Regions from separate parts of the Mus musculus genome. Here region 1 is linked to region 2. The links are chromatin contacts, found by Hi-C or POLR2A ChIA-PET in ENCODE. All regions are on one chromosome and are shown on one strand. The core of a region is the stretch at or near the end of the contact, and the rest is flanking DNA. Distances in the headings are between cores, read along the strand shown.

The links. A loop is a pair of places that touch in the nucleus more often than their neighbours do. ChIA-PET counts read pairs that join two places held with the same protein, here RNA polymerase II (POLR2A).
Region 1: a map of heart shows a loop between it and region 2 (10-fold over the local background). The contact joins the promoter of Pbx1 here to the promoter of Tada1 in region 2. A Hi-C loop is called at or near these places in 1 of 37 maps with a recorded cell type or tissue (heart). POLR2A ChIA-PET finds 5 or more read pairs at or near these places in 1 of 5 experiments (Patski).

The regions. Positions count from the first base shown.
Region 1 is chr1:168,428,917-168,434,598 of GRCm38, reverse strand. It overlaps Pbx1 (pre B cell leukemia homeobox 1), which reads left to right and starts at 2,430. Exons shown (of 9, transcript NM_183355.3): 1 at 2,430-3,285. The coding sequence starts at 3,095.
Region 2 is chr1:166,375,880-166,381,072 of GRCm38, reverse strand. Tada1 (transcriptional adaptor 1) reads right to left here and starts at 1,906. Exons shown (of 8, transcript NM_030245.3): 1 at 1,597-1,906. The coding sequence starts at 1,670.

The sequences.
Region 1 (5,682 bases), core at 1,181-3,680, 2.1 Mb before region 2:
GCACAACGCTGCCTGGGCAGTCACACCTCCTTAAAGTTAGTTCCACTGTGTCCACACCCTGAAGCCTCTGTGAACCCCGCCCGCCTTCCAGAACCAATCTGTCCTTCAAACTGCCTCAAAGCCCACTTGCGCTTACTCTAAGTGGATCTTCACTTTCTTTCATCTCTTCTGCAGTGTGTGCTTTTTCTAGTGTACCGATTATTTATATTGTAATTTATTTGGGCAACAGTATAGAGTCACAGTTTAAAGCATAAGAATTGAGACCAATGAGTTGTAGTGACCTAAGTACCTTGAACAGGAAAAATACCATGGTAAGCAATAAATATTAGTTATTTGTTCTATTAATATTGTACACATCCTTAATTCCCATAGCAAAATTGAGCCTCAATGATAATGATCTTATGGTATTACTGATACCTCTCTTAATACTTGACCTGGCAACACTTTATGAGATTCACGACTCAGAACCAATTGCTTCAAAACTGATTTCTTTATAGGCTCTGCTCCTACCTCATGTTGTAAGAGACAAGGGATTTATGTCTTGGCCCACATGGGCCGAGATTGACATGTGACTTAAGTACATAGTTTTACTCAACTTCTGATAAGTGTTGATTAAACCAAGAGTTTACAAGTTGAGATATGTGTGTGAATAAAGCCATTTTTATTAAGTAATATGGATTTGTCAGTACAGTTAATACGCATTATTGCATGCCCTTTTACCAGTGGTGCCAATGAGCATGCTAAGAGCTGCTTTGAAGTGCTTCCCTCAGGGCCCCTTATCTTGCCAAATGTTTGCATAATGATTGATGAAAAAGATAAAATTCTATTTGAGGATCTCCAAGTGCTTGGCTAGGTGGCTGCTTCCCATTCTGCTGATTGGTGCCACTGAGGCTGGCAGTGGCTCCTTTGGCACTATATCTACGCCAGAAAAGGGTTGATGGCTACACAGAAGAATAGTCCCAAGAAGTCCAGAATTTTTCTAAATGACGAGAGTGTTATTTTATCTTATGGGTATTCAGACCAAGTGCCCAATCAGGTTCTACTGTTGGTTGGAATAAAGGAAAATAAAGGTAAATGTGTGGATTTACCCCGGCTCTAACTCCTTATTGGCTTCTCTTAATTCATTTACTTCCTTTTACTTCTAATCCCAGCCTTCTTGTTTTAAGATCTGTTCTTCTAAGTCTTAAGTCTGTTTGCAAGCTAGACAAGCAACAGACATGCAAGTAACTTTTACCACATTCACATGGAGCTGTTAAGTGTGAGGCCTGCTAAGAATCCACCCAAACTTGGGTATGAATTCTAGCTTTGATACTTTATAACTATGGACTTTGAACAAATTCTTTAACCTTTTTGAGTTTCCTCTCTGTGAAATGAGAATAATAATCCATAATTCACAGAGATGTCTTGGGGATTAAATACAATAACTCAAGTAAATTACTTTGTGCATAGTAGGCATTCAATAAATGTCAGTTTCCTTCTTCTCCCTGTTATTAATGCTTATTAGACTATATTAAAAACTAGAACCAGACTGTGATAATGCAATCCCTTATTAAGTGTTTAAGCCAAATAACCAACTTCCCTCAGGGGGAAGAGAAATGTTGAATTCGGTTTTTTTGGTAAACTTATTTATTAGTATTTTTCTCGAGTTTTATTCCTCAAAGTCCACACTTCAGCTACTGTTTATGCCACAAAAATGACAATTTATATTCTCTTTGCTGGCATAGAGTTGAGGATTTGCAAATTATCCACTACCTAGACTTTGATCTATTATTCATTATCTTAGCAGCCCGATTTTATTTACTAACTACGTCATATAACAAAGTTTTGCTTTCAACAGTTTCCCTGAGGTCTAAGGATTTCAGAGAATCAAGTTTACTACCGCAGCGTCACCGCGTAGACGAACGAGGGGTGGGGCGGAGGGATCCACACCGTCTGTGTGCTTTCGTGTTAATTTTACAGTCTTGCGTTTAAGTGGAGCCACGTTTCCCTCAAGGACGGAGCCTAAGAGAAGCAGACAAGAGCTGAAGCTAAGGTCTCTCTGCGCCTTTAAGAACTGGAGACTGGGTCATAGCTCCGCCTCCTTCCCGGCCCACCTCTGAACTCTGATTGACAAGACTCCCGGGCTAGGAGGAGCTGAAGGAGGCCGAGGAGGAGACGCTGGGTGGAAAGTAGGGGGAGGAGGAGCCCACTTTCAGGACTAGCCAATCATAGAAGGGGGCGGGGCTCAAGAGCCCTCCTCCCTCCTCTGACCCCCGCCTCCTGGCCTCTCCGCTCCCTCCCCCCTTCCCTCGGCCCCCTCCCCTCTCCTCCTTCTCCTCCTCCTCCTCCTTCTCCTCCTCCTCCTCCTTCTCCTCCTCCACCTCCTCCTCCTCCTTCTCCTCCTCCTCCTCCTCCTCCTCTCAGGCTGTGGTTTTTCTGTATATGTTTCTGGAGTCCTGAGCCTGGGCTAAACAAAAGCAGGAGGCTGACGGGGCTGCTGGAGTTTGCAGAGACACGGAGGAGGAAAGAGCTTGGGCTTTGCCTGCCGCCACGGCTGGGGGTGATCTGGCTTCTGCTACAGCCCACCCCCTTTGAGATCACTCTGGCCCGGAGTGGGGGTGGGGGGCAGCGGGGGGTGGGGGGGAAAGTTTGCATTGCAATCCCCCTGCCTTCCTCTCCTTTCTCCCGATCAATGCATATTTGCAAAAGGATTAAGCCACAGATTTAAGCGCCGGGAGCCCATTTCTGCCTTGCAAAGGAGATCGGACTGAAAAACCCAAAGGCGGCTCTGATTTCTTTTCGCCAAGTGGGAAGGTGGTTTATTTTTCTTGCTTTTTTGGAGTCAACACCCTTCCCCACCAGCCCTTATCCCCACCCTCACCCCGCAACCCCTTCACGCCCCCCTCCCCCTCCCCATCCTCCCACCATCCTCTAAAGAGGCAAAGAGATTTTTTTTTTCCCCTTTTGGTCTTCTTCTTCTTTTTTTAAAACCCTGGTCCCTGTTTATCCTGAAAAGGATTTGAAGACAGCTTGAAGGATAAAAAGCCTCGGTGCTTCCCAGGCGCCGATCCGAGGAGCCGAAGAGGAAGAGCCGGGGCTGCCGGAGCCTTCAGAGATGGACGAGCAGCCGAGGCTGATGCATTCCCACGCTGGGGTCGGGATGGCCGGACACCCCGGCCTGTCCCAGCACTTGCAGGATGGGGCCGGAGGGACCGAGGGGGAGGGCGGGAGGAAGCAGGACATCGGGGACATTTTACAGCAAATTATGACCATCACAGACCAGAGTTTGGATGAAGCGCAGGCCAGGTGAGATGGAGGCTTTTCTTTGCCTTTCTTGTTTTTTTTTTTTTCCCTCCCTCTCGCAGGGGGAAACAATGGGAACCGAATCACCACAGCGCTTTCTTCTAAAATGTTGTTTCTTTTCTCATTTTGACAAACAACTCTATGGCGGAGGAGTAAAATTTAAAGAAGCGTTGTTATCGAAAGTGTGATCGCCCGTGCTGAGATATGGCTGTGTGTAGATAGATGTTGTGCGAGTGTGTCTGTTAGAGGTATTTGTATGAATGCACAAAAACACGCAGCCACGCCGAAAATACTGCCAACTAATCCGAAAGCGGCCCTCGGCACTTTTTTACAGCTTTAAAAAAGTGTATGAAGGAGGCAGAATTGTCAAGTTCCGAGCCGCATTCCATGCCTTCGGTAGTTGAGGGACTTCGGAACATGACAAAATAAAAAAAAATGTCCCAAGAACACTTTATTTGCAGATCCCGCTGACTCCTAAGCTAATTCAGCAAGTTTGATTTTTTTTTCTTCTTCACTTACCCTTCCGTAATAATAATAATAATAATAATAATAATTATTTGGTCTTTTTTTCCTCACTCCCCACTCAAAATAAACAAACAAACAAACACAAAAAGCAAGGTAGCTCTGTGTTAGTAGATGTCAGATACTAAGAAAATACCTTGCCATCACTCCATTCTGTTTTTAGAAAAAGGAAATGGGAAGAAAGGAAAGACAATTTTGCTTTTGAGGGCTGTTTGTTAGTTTTAAGAGACTCCGATTTTTAGTTTAACTTTATTGTCTCTTATTTGACTTGCTGTTCTCACAGGACAGAGGCGCCTATGTGTGGTCCTTTATAAAGGGGTGGGAACAAATACCAACCATATTTTCTACCCCATGCCTCTTCCAGGATCACTAAGAGTACTCCTAAATTGAAATGGAAACTGGTGGCTTCATTTGTATTTCAGTAGGGCAGGGTATGAAGAAACATAATTATGAAACTGGGACTTCCTTAACTGAACCACCACCAGGTATACATAGTTCTCCACTTTAGGATTTTTTACAGCAAGTCCTCTTTCAAAATGAAAACACAGGTTAAGTGGCAAAGCCACTAACAGCTTGCCCAAGGCCCAACTCAGTTAGGAAGGATTTAAAAAAAAAAAATCTAATGGCCACATATGTCCACACAATTGCTCAGCTCTGTTAAATCTCTGAGTACTTTTTTATTTTGCTTTGGAATTCTTTTAAACATATTACAGAGTGACTAAACCTTATGTGACTTAGTTATATGGTTAACAAGTAATGTGGATTTTATGTAAGAGAAACACAGCCTTGAGAAAGTAAGAGGAAGCAGCTAAGAGCACGCATGCTATGAATTACATTCATTTTAGCTGCGAACACATGGAACATGTAAACTGAAATGCTAAGGCTTAGGATGCCTGAAAAACTCGAGACTGTTAAGGACCCCCCCCCAACTATTTTCATGCTTTTAATGGGGGGGGGGAGATTTTTTGAAAAATTAATTGGTCCTCTTTTCCAATGTTATTATCTGAAGAAAAGCTAATGGGTATGACAAACGAGAGGCTCCCCACTGGCAACTCTCTCTTGAATTGGAACAGATTCCTCCATAACATTGTTCCAGAAAAATACACTCAGACACCACTGATCAACTGGCTTGATCACAAGTTCTTGAAGTGGAAGAGGCCAGTGAACGTGGGTCCTCACTACTTTTCTGCTCTCTCTTTTTTGTGAAACTGACGACAAACTCTTCTCAGCGGGTATCCCCTTTAATGGCCTAGATGCTGAGAAAGATCAGATGCAGTTTGGGGATGGGGAAAAATCCAGTTGTCTCTCTCTAACCCCATTTGTGTAGCGTGGGGAGGCAAAGCTTCTAGATGAGCTGCCAATTCTTTGCATTTGGGCCTGTGTGTGAAAAAAAAAAAAAAAAAAAAAGACTAGTGGGAAGTATTTTTAAAGACCCAGAAAAGATCTTAAATACATTGAACATTCTGTTTTTTAACCCCTTCTGAGAACTAGGTTGCTAACCCCCCACCTTTTTTTTTTCTTGAAAAAATGTAACTACTTAGACTATTAAGCTCTTTTTCTTTCTTACTAGTTCTACATTTGAAGTGCATATTTGTTAATTCAGAAAGTAAGCCATAACTATTTTAGATGCTGTGTGTATGTACGGTTTGAATTTCGAGTTTACTATTCCCCTGTTACAATTGTACAGAGCATGTTTGTGATGCGATCCCTGCCTCTCTGGAGGATGTGGGGTTTTGTTTTTGTTTTTTTTTGTTTTTTTGTTTTTTTTTGTTTTGTTTTGTTTTGTTTTTTCTTTTGGTTTGTTTTGTTTTTTAACTTTAAAACTGATTGAAAAAGAATTGAATGTGTTTTGAGTGCCCGGGGGTTTCTGCTTATCTT
Region 2 (5,193 bases), core at 657-3,156:
TCTGGCCAGAGTTAGAGTCATGGCCTTCACAAGTCATAGCCTGCAGATTTAGCTCCGTGTGAAACCATTCACTTCCAAAACCCTGTGAGCGTGGAAAAAGAGACAAGTCTCCCAATAGGCTTTTTAACCGTAAGCCTCACCAAACAGTATTATAAAAGTACACAACCATTCTAACGAAGCCAAAGGCTGCCATTTTTACCTATTTAAATTTAATTTAATTTCCTCCTTGCATCTCAGGTGGTCCTTCACCCATGGCGCTTGGTGTGACAGTCTTGAGGCAGGACTATCAAACTGAAAACATCACAAACGTAAAAAACGCAAAAGAGTCCCTCACCCCACTCAGCTTGCAGCCTCTTACCAGCTAACATCGAAAATTCCAACACAACTAACAATCTCTGTCTAAGGCCTCCCTCCTTCTCGCTTCCAGGCTGTAAAACCGCAGTTGTCTGGTCATCTGGACAGAGAAACCCCTTGTGCAACTTTAATGTCGCCTGGTTTTACTCTACCAGACTTTATAAGCTTGTCCACCTCATCAGCAAAAAGAGAAAAAAGAAAAAGAAACTTGTACAAAATTCTTGGGTGTAACAAGACAGCTGCCAAAACGCACAACTTGTGACTCTCCATTGAGAAGTCCACATCTGGGTATGTCTTATTTCCCTGGGCATCTCTTTTTAATTCCGGTGCTTAAAAATCTACAAATAATAATACTTATTATTTATTTATTTATTTATTTATTTAAAGCCTTTTAAAGAGGGGTTCCGACGAGGAGCTTGCACCTAAGCTTTTCTGACGGCCTTTCTATTAACACCACCTCTGCTTCACGGGCTGCTCTTGTCAATCATTTCAACTTCAGTGCCAGGAAATACGGGTTTGCCAGAATTGAAGTTCCCCCAAAAGATCGAGGCTCCTCCTCCGGCTGCCGCAGGCTACTGCTTATAGAGCTGTCACTCTGCCCCAGTCCCTGCTGACAGCCCGGCGGTGTGGGGAACGGGAGGACTTTCCAAGTAACCCCTGAAAAGCATCACACGGCGGGAACCAGAAGCCTCAGTCCCATCCTTGGGCAGTGACTTTGGGGGAATAAGTAATCTCTGTCTCTCGAGTACGAACTGTGCCGATCTCAGGTCTGAGGATTGGCTGGCCCGTGTGGAACACTGGGAAAGGCGTCCTACGGCCGGCTAGGCAGCCGCCCCCTTGGATGCTGTGGTTGTAAGGTGGGTGACCGACCGACTTCACTTGGGGTCTCTGTGCCTTCCGAACCCGCTTTCACAGCTCTTCTAGCTGGCCCCTGAGCAACGCGGGCCTCCGCCTCCGGGAAGCCCTCCGGGCCCCCCCACCCCGCCCCGGCGCGCCCCCCGCTCTACCGACTCCGGGGCGCCTAGGGCGCTGCTCCCGCCCCCACGCGGGTATCACCGGTGTCGGGACGCCCAGGAGAAAGTCCTCCAGCGCCTCGAGTCCCGGCGGAGCCCGCACGGGAGCCGTGGCGGCCGCGAGACGCCTACGGCCTCCGGGAGGTGAAGAGAGTCCAGGGACTACGGCAGCCCCGAGCTTGGGGCACACCCACGGACAGGCCCGGAGGCTGGTCCCCGCGGCTCTTACTGTTTCACGTTGTCCCCCAGCGCCTCGCTCAAGTTCTTCTTGGCTGCCTCCAGCTCGCTCACAAAGGTCGCCATTGCAGCGCGCGTCTTTCAGCCCGACCGTAGACCGCGCGGCCCACGGCCACCAGCAACCGAAAGATCAACGCGGCGGAAGGCCTGCGCGCCGGACGCTGGAGGCTCGACTCGACTCGATTCCACTCGGCTCGGCTCGGCTCGGTTCGGCTCGGCTCGGCTCGGTTCGGCTCGGCTCGGCTCGGCTCGGCTCCGCTCGGCTCGGCTCGGCTCCGCTCGGCTCGGCTCGGCTCGGCTCTGCTCGGCGGCCCCGCCCCCATCCGCTAGGGAGACGTTGCGTGGGTTTGGTTCTTGGCCCCGCCGTCTCGCAGTTGGGAAAGCACCCAGCCAAACTCCCTTCGCCAACTCCCGCCTCTTGGCTCACGTGACCCGCTTCCCCTGGTGGGCGCGTGCCCAACCTACGCCCGCCTGCCCGCCCGCGGCGGCCCCCGGGGCGCGAACTTGACCGCCCCGCCCGCCCTCCGGCCAGGCCCCGCCCTGACTGCAGGTCAGCTCTTCCCAGAAGGAAGAGCTCAGGTCCCCGAGTGCATGCAATATCTAATTTATCCTCTTGTCCTCATTTTTTTGCCAAGTGCTCACCACCTATTGTGACATTTAGTTGGTCGATCTCGTTTTCTGCCTCCTGCAACTAAAACGAGAGCTGCCTGAAGGCAGGATTTATGTTACTCAAGTTCTGAACATTCACTATTGACAGATCAAATAAAAATAATTCCCAAGCAGGACTACCAAAGGTCCTAGGGGAGGTAACAGGAGGAGTCTCAGCAGCTAGTTAGCCTGACCCACAGAGGAAAAGACGCAAAGAACCTCGTTTCAAGTCAAGGTCAAGTGGAAGGACCCACAAGCTAGCTTGTCCTCTCTCAAATTCCAAATTCACACTCGAATATGCACATATATACTACACTAGGAAGCCATAGCTGTGTTCAGCTTAAAACTTTTTAAAGCCTACTTTTAAAGTCTCTCTCTCTCTCTCTCTCTCTCTCTCTCTCTCTCTCTCTCTCTCTCTCTCTCTCGTTTTGACAGAGTGGCCTCTTAACTCACATAGATCCAACTGCCTCTAGTGCTGGCTGGGACTAAAGGCATGGGTCACCATGCCCAGCTTGTTTGTTCTTGAAATAGGGTCTCTCTTTGTAGCCCTGGCTATCTGACACCAGGCTATTATTTTGCCTTAATGTTCATGTTTGTTTGTTTGTTTTTTGAGACAGGGTTTCTCTGTATAGCCCTGGCTGTCCTGGAACTCACTTTGTAGAACAGGCTGGCCTTGAACTCAGAAATCCACCTGTCTCTGCCTCCCAAGTGCTGGGATTAAAGGCATGTGCCACCACTGCCCGGCTAATGTTCATACTTTTAATGACAGCATAATTTTTTAAAGATTTTGTTTTTAGGTAGATGTCGTTGTGAGTGAATTTACAGGTGGTTGTGAGCAGCGGGCCCTGTTAAATACTGCACAGATAAGATGCATACAATGACTTCTTTCCTGTCTATTAAACTGGGGTTTTCTCCTGTATTAAAAGAAATATTTTAACAAGCATCTTTATGCAGATTCTCCTCATTTGTAATTATTACTTTAGGACAGAATCCTGTAAGAGAATCATGGGATCGGGTGGCAGGAATCGTTATGAATGTCTCGTCCCTGTGGTCAAGCGCCTCCCAGTTTTTAAAATAATCCTCCCTATATTCAAAAGGAAGCCCCAGTTTAAACCCAGCAGCCTTCCGGGTGCTTGCAGAAGTGGTCAGGCTGCTCACTTTTCATCACGTGCATTTAACGGCCTCTGCTGCACACCTGATACCCAGTCCCTTCCAGTAGGGTGGGTGACTGGGGGCGGATAATATTACTCTTAAATATTGCCCACTTTCTGCAATTTATTTCCATAGGCCAACACAACAAAAAAGGAAGATACCCACTGGTTTATTTTTCATAGCAGCTTTTAATTTACTATTATTTATTCATTCATTTATTTATTTACATGCGTATGTGTGTAGGGACTCAAGGGTCACAGCCCACGTGTGAGGTCAAAGAACAAAGGACTCAGGTCTGCCCTTCTGCCACGTGTGTTCCAGCAAGTGAGCTCGTGATCAGGCTCGGTGAGGAGCACCATTACCACCGAGCCCTTTCACCACCTGATTTCATATAACTATTTTACTTGCATATTTATAAAAGCTTTGTCTCTGTTTATTTCTCAGTTTTCAGCATCTTAAACAGCATTGTTTTTGCTTTAGCATATTTTTTGGAAGAACACAACAAGAGATCTACCTGTAACAGATTTTGTAACTGTGTATCACTGTGTGTACAACAATGTATAAGAAGATCTCTAGAGTCTACTTAGTTACTTCCCATTTCTCCTTCTCCCAGCCCCTACTAACCTTTCACTCTATGAATTTGATTACTTTAAATTCCTCCTATGAATGAAATTGTGGCATACTTTTTTTAATGTTGTGTCTTTATTTCACATAGTATGTCCTCAAGATGCAACTGAACTGTGTTGTCACACTTTGTATTCATATATATGAATGACTTATATATGACATATATATATATATATACACACACACACACACACACACACACACACACACACACATAGGTTGTTCATCTGTCAACAGACTCTTAGGCTAGGCCACATCCTAACTACTGGGACTATTGTGTAGGCCAGGCCACACTGTAAAAATAACTTTTATTCATCTGATGCAGATGTCTGTGAGGCTGACTGCCTCTATCTGTAAGCCTAGTCCTGAAAGCTGCTAACCTAGGCCTAGAATATTTCAGCCTCTGAGGCTCACTGCTGACTGCGCTCACGCTTTCCAGCTCTTTATGAACTCTGGCTGGCTGGTTCAACTCAGCTGCTCTGGCTCCAGCTCTCCAAGCTGACTGATTCAATCTGGCTTCTTTCTCTTGGCCTCTCCTAGATTTCTCTGCTTGGCCTCATACTAACTGTGGCAATATGCTCTAATCTTTTGGCTTCTTTTCTGGTTCTTTTTATGTAGTTAAACCAATTTAAATGTATCCCCGTCAGGCTTACAAATGAGTGAGACTCCGACTACTGAGTCTTGGCTTTGAAAATCACTGGAGATAGCCCCTTACCTACTTTTCTGCTGGCCTGGCTACCTCCCCAGCAGTGTGCTCCAGACACTTGCTGTTTCTCCTGGCCATGTGCTTGCTCATGGTCCATCTCCCCTCATGGTGGTTTCCCCCTCTCCCCTGAATCCTTCTTCTCTCTGCCTCTGCCACCCCCCACCAGGTAAACTTGAAACCTGCCGACCTCTAATCCCTCCAGAAATTGGCTGAGCCAATTTTATTTAACCAAATAGTTGTTTTTGTTGTTGTTTTTGTTTTTGTTTTTGTTTGGTTGGTTGGTTTGGTTTGGTTTGTTTTTGTGAGACAGGGTTTCTCTGTGTAGCCCTGGCTGTCCTGGAACTCACTCTGTAGACCAGGCTGGCATTGAACTCAGAAATCTTTCTGTCTCTGCCTCTGCCTCCCGAGTGCTGGGATTAAAGGTATGCGCCACCACGCCCGGCCCTTAACCAAATA